Linked DNA regions of Homo sapiens: region 2 is linked to region 1. The links are chromatin contacts, found by Hi-C or POLR2A ChIA-PET in ENCODE. All regions are on one chromosome and are shown on one strand. The core of a region is the stretch at or near the end of the contact, and the rest is flanking DNA. Distances in the headings are between cores, read along the strand shown.

Region 1 (2,700 bases), core at 198-2,697:
AGGGGAAAAAGGGAATAACCAAGAGTCATATTGCTGCTATTTAAATACTTTATAAATCCAAGGATCAAATTTCACTATAAGAAGCAAACTCTCACACCCACCTCAGTTATTAGAATATTCAACAACTGCACTTAATACAAAACAGATAGATTAGCTACCAATTAGACTAAGTATTCCAGCTGATCATCTTGGAATTACCAAAAGTAGATTATGTAATGCAAATCGCTCGTACATTCGTTTTAAACATATCCTCGGTTTAGAACACTGAAACCATGCCTTAATTTTTTTAATTGAAAAACAGCGTATTACTAAAATACTGAGTGCATATGTATATCCTTTTCACGGCACTTCAAAGAAACCTGACATCTTCAAATCATTTTACAATGTAAAGTTACATTCTCTAAAACTTCCGACAGCCTCGAAAAAGATACCCAAAGGGGCTTCAAATAGATGAGTCTATAATTGATCTTAGCGGGCAAATAACTGGAATGAACCTCAAAGTTTGAGATCAATTTTTACTAACACCATCTCTGAAAGCAAGAAGGAGACTTCTGTAGAAGGTAAACGATTCTGACCAGCAGGACGTGGGCTCCCGGCAAAAGTGGGTACTAGCATCTCAGCGTAAACGACACGGTTCAAAACGCGAATCTTCCCGCAGAAACTAACCAAGACACCCCCTCCCCCCACGACTCCTCCTGGGTAAGCTCACGGTTTTAGAAAGCAGCAACAGATACTCCAGAGCAGGAGGCGGCACTCCAGGAATGTGTGAAGCTGAAGGGGTCTCCCCGAGGAACCCCGAGGTCGAGGAGCTCCTCTACACTGGAACCCCGACTCCGACCCCCCAGAAGGAAGGAGCGATATCTGCACAAAGTGCCCCCTACCCCACCCCCACGATGCAGACACACATCCCTAGCTGCGAGGCGAAAGCCCAGAGAAAAAACTCGCATTCCACTCCGTCCGCCTCCGGAGTAGGGCTGCAGAGAGGCTGGGGCCCCCGCCCCCGGAGGCGAGGGGACCGCGCCGCAGCGCCGGCCTCCGCGCAGAGGAAAGGGCAGCGAAAGGCTCGCGGCGAAGGAAGGAATCCCGGCGCTTCGCTGACTGGGTCCTCCGCAAACCAGCTCCCTTCCCTCCCACGACCCTCGAAGACACGGGAACAATGAGAACCCGCTTCACCCGCCGTCTCCGCCGCGAGAGCGGCCGGGGGCGGCGGCGGCGCCATGTCCCTTCACACCCCCGCGGACACACACCCCCCCCACACTCCGGGGCCCCCGTCAGTCGCCTGCAACGCTGCCGAGTAGACGCGTGTCCCGGCCCGCTGCTTCCGCGTCCTTCGCCTCCCCGCCCGCCCCACTCACCGGCTCCTGCCCCAGCCCAGGGCTCCGCTGGCCGCGGCCGGAGCAAGACTCTGGTATCAGCTGCCGCGGACGCCGGCGCCGCCGCACAATATGGCGAGCCTCAGCTTCCGCAATGGAGCTCGGGAAATACAACAGGGGCCGCTCAATATTCATGAGAGACTGAGGGGAAGCCGGCTCGGCCGGCGCTGCGGGGAGGGCGGGAAGGAGCGAGCGAGCGAGGGGCGGAGGCGCGGGACGAGGACGTGCACGGCGCGGGGAGGCCCGCGGCGCGAGGGAGGGTGCGCCGCCGCGTGTTGGCCTGGAGAACCCGCGCCACCGCCCCGCCCTGGGCTGGCCGGCCACGCCCCCCCGGCGCCCACCGCGGTCCGACGTAGCCCCCGGGCAACGCCCGGATGACGGCGCAGCCACCTCGTGCTCAACCTTCTGCTTGGGTTCTTCTGCCCTGGCTTCGGCCCACCCTTTACACCTTCCTGGCCGGCTTCTGGGGTTTGGGCTCAGACTTCTTTCTCATGAGTTCGTCCTCTTAAACCTGTCCCACCCGGCGGAAATCCTCATCAGGCTTTGGTTTGCAGAACTTCACATGAACTTCGGCACCCTTCCGCTCTCGTACAACAAACATACACTTTTCATCCTTGCAGGATAAAACTGCAAGTGTAATTGCTCCTGGGAAAATGACCTTCCACTCTAAACTTAGCTTAACATTCTGATTGTGGTCATCAGCTCTTACTATTTACCTTGCTGCTGCTTTATTCCTACCTCCTTGGCCCCTTCCAGTGTTACCTTCTGAACTTGAGGATTTACGAAGTAATAGATTAATAGATGTAATCATTACCTAAAACACAGCCAGTTAGTCTCCAGTAAATTATCCGACATTTAATGCATATAAATTATGAGCTGAAGAAGTAACGAAGAATTGAAAGTTCCCTGATCTCTATATGTACTATTGTTGAGATGTCATGTTCTCTTGAGAAGATAACCAGCAATACCAGACCGTAAATCTGAAGGCATAGAGGCATAAACCAATGGACTGCAGTGGGAATTGGGCAAACTAGGTTCATAGCCTCCAATGTGTGTCTATGTGACTTACGTAGATTGCGTAGCTCCTCTGCACTTCATTTTCTTCGTCTGCGAGATGAGAGAATTGTATTGAATCCTAGGTCCTTTCCAGTTCTTTAACGCTCTGAAACTCTCTATAAGCAATTCCAAATAAATGACATGAATTTACATAGGAATTTGGAAAAGAAAAATATCAATTCCAGCTGGTGTGTTTGGGGATGATTTCCTGAGGAGCCGGGATTTAAGATGGCCTTTGACGCCTTGGATGGGTGGAAAGAAAAAGGACAGG
Region 2 (2,700 bases), core at 51-2,550, 990 kb after region 1:
CTGTATGTTGAATGGCTTACAAATATTCATTAATTTAATCCTGTAACAACCGTATAAGTAAGTATGGACTATTAATATCCCCATTTTTCAGGTGAGGAAACTAAGGCATAATAAGATCAAGCAACTTGTCCCAAATCACAAGGTTGATAAGTGACAGAATCAGGATTTAAACTGAGTCTGATTTTGAGTTCATGCGCCTAACCAATATGCTGCCTCTCCATGCTATTGTTTCCCTAAAAGGGCACTAAATAATATTTCCATGCTATTGTTTCTTTTTCTCACCTTTTGGGAGGATGAAGGGGACAGAGTAGGAAGATAAAATTAAGCAAGAGAAGCTGAAAAAGGTTAACTCTTCAAACTTATACCTTCAAATTTTTTCTTGGCTGTTTTTAGATGATTATGAATTATTGCTCTCTAGCAGAAGAGTGCAATTCTGTTAAAGTACCGTAGAGACTAGTTTTTGAGATTCTTACAAAACCCACATCTCCATTCACTGTCTATTCACTGCTTGGAACCGTACTTGTACAAGGCAGTAATGTCTCAAGCAGAAGTAAGCAGAGGACTATCTTGATCTCGCCTGCTGCTAATCTAGAAAAATACACGCAAAATGTGAGTAGCTCTGCTTTGAGCAAGAACCTATTCAAACTTTCGAAGAAATCTGAAATATTAGGAATCTGCACCTTTTCAAAATAAAGATGCATTCTGGGCCCAAGGCTAAGTGTAAACGTGACTGTGCTTAAATCTTTATCACTATGGACCCCTAGATCTTATCCATCGCCCACAAATTGTCTTGCATGGTTACCGTGAGGATTAAATAAATTTATCCCCCAAAGGGGATTTACCTAGACAGCAAAACTAGTGGAGCGCTTATTAGGGATCTCCGGCTTGAGAGGGGCGGAGTTACTGTCTGGCTCTCAGTTCCAAAATGGCTTTGGCTGGGGGATTGAGATAGTGCAACTTGTTTAAACAAACAAAACCGATGCTGCCTGAGGCTGGCAGTTGTGCACACCGGTCCCCCTCGGTGAGGGTGGCGCGCGTCCTCAGTCTCCCACTGAGGAAGAAAGAAAGAGAGCTGCCTGGGAGTGTTCTGCCTGGGTTAGGGGCCTGGACGGCGCCCTGCTCCTCTCGCGCCTCCTGACCTTAGGGTGAGTGCCCATCCAGGCGTCCTCAGGGGCCCACGAAGGAGCTCCACCGCCGTCGCCAAAGCCGCGAACACCGCCCGGACCCAGGCCGCTGCAGCCGGGGGTCGGCTCGGAATCGCCGCGCTCCTCCATGCCGGCCGGTGCGGCGCTCCCGTGGTGCACCACGACCCGCGCCCGGCCAGAAGCAGCGGCGCGCGCGCCTGTGGGTTCCGCTTCCCCGAGGCTCGCAGCTGCAGTGCGAGAGGGCTCAGAAACTGGGAGGAAAGTTGCATCAGCCCCTCCTTCTGACCAAGGTAGCTAGAACCTGCGCGAACGCTCTCTAGTTTCGCTCTGCGTTTATTCAAATCTGAGCAAATTCTAACGTGAAAAATATTAAAGAGTAGCCTGCGCCCTGAAGCTCTTAATCCTCTTTAAGTCAGTGCTGCCGATAACTCTCTGAGAAAGTTGGGGGATACATACGTCCTCTTTGCCTTCAGCAGTGGGGTCCTGGTTTCTGATTGCTGGGGACGGGAAAGGCCTTACTCAGTGCCCTGACATAGAACTTTAAAGTAGAACCATACTTTCAGGGTGGACCCACGTTTCAGGATTAGAGGAAACACGAGTTGCTGAACGAGTGTTCAGAAAGGTAGGATACAAACTAGCATAAGCATGTGATCTGGAAGCCAAGGATGAGGAGTTTCAAACAGGCAGAGTAGCACATTTTAAGTATTTTTTAATTTACTGTGAGTGAAATGGGAAGCTATTGGAGGCTCCTGGACGTTTTCATAGGATCACTCTGACTGATATGTTGAGGATAGACTGGAGGGAGCAAGGACACAAACAGAGACTGGTTAGGAGGCTATCGCATTGACCAGGACAAGGGTGACTCAAAATCCAAAGTCCCAGGCAGGACATAACTTCTGTTTTCAACCATGATAGACTAAGACCCTAGTGGACCATCCCCCAGCAGAAAACAATTTGGACACAATGCAAAAAGCTGAATATACTGGAATGTGAATAGTGGACTGGTAGGAAGGGCAAGCTTGCTTGAAGATCAGGAACTACACTTGGACACAATACAAAAAGCTGAATATACTGGAATGTGAACAGCAGACTGGTAGGAAGGGCAAGCTTGCTTGAAGATCAAGAACTCCACAAGAAAATTCTCCTCTCTTTGGCATTTAGCTTGGGGCAAAGTGCAGTCCAGAAGTCAGGCTCAGCAGTACCAGGGATGCATGTATAAAACTTATCAGTTATTCTTGTCTGGGGAAGCAGAAAAGTGAAGACAGAAAATTTTGAATTCTGAAGAGATTAAGAAATCCCAAGGAAGGAGTCAGAGAGTGGATCCCCAAACTGTCAACCCACATCTCTGAGAGATCCTGAACCACCCAAAACAGAATCACAGCAGCTCAGTTAAAAACAAAAGATCTGAACTGAGACCAGAGCTGTCTCCAAAAGGGAGAGAGTTTTCAGTTAAAATCTAGCCGGGAAAATTACCTACTAATACAAAGGAAATAACACTCATCAGAGAAGAATAATAGAATCCAGACTCTCCACTTAACACTCACAAAGTCCAGAG

The links. Hi-C counts contacts between places; a loop is a spot of excess contacts on that map. ChIA-PET counts read pairs that join two places held with the same protein, here RNA polymerase II (POLR2A). Pooled maps may share reads with other maps.
Region 2: a map of OCI-LY7 shows a loop between it and region 1 (3-fold over the local background). The contact joins the promoter of TSEN15 here to the promoter of RNF2 in region 1. A Hi-C loop is called at or near these places in 1 of 168 maps with a recorded cell type or tissue (OCI-LY7) and 8 of 50 pooled maps. POLR2A ChIA-PET finds 5 or more read pairs at or near these places in 2 of 52 experiments (H1 and WTC11).

What each region holds. Positions count from the first base shown.
Region 1 is chr1:185,044,305-185,047,004 of GRCh38, reverse strand. RNF2 (ring finger protein 2) reads right to left here and starts at 1,447. Exons shown (of 7, transcript NM_007212.4): 1 at 1,356-1,447. RefSeq lists a silencer at 1,558-1,817.
Region 2 is chr1:184,050,330-184,053,029 of GRCh38, reverse strand. TSEN15 (tRNA splicing endonuclease subunit 15) reads right to left here and starts at 1,300. Exons shown (of 5, transcript NM_052965.4): 1 at 1,140-1,300. The coding sequence starts at 1,274. RefSeq lists enhancers at 1,221-1,515, 1,394-1,523, 1,584-1,693, 1,446-2,381.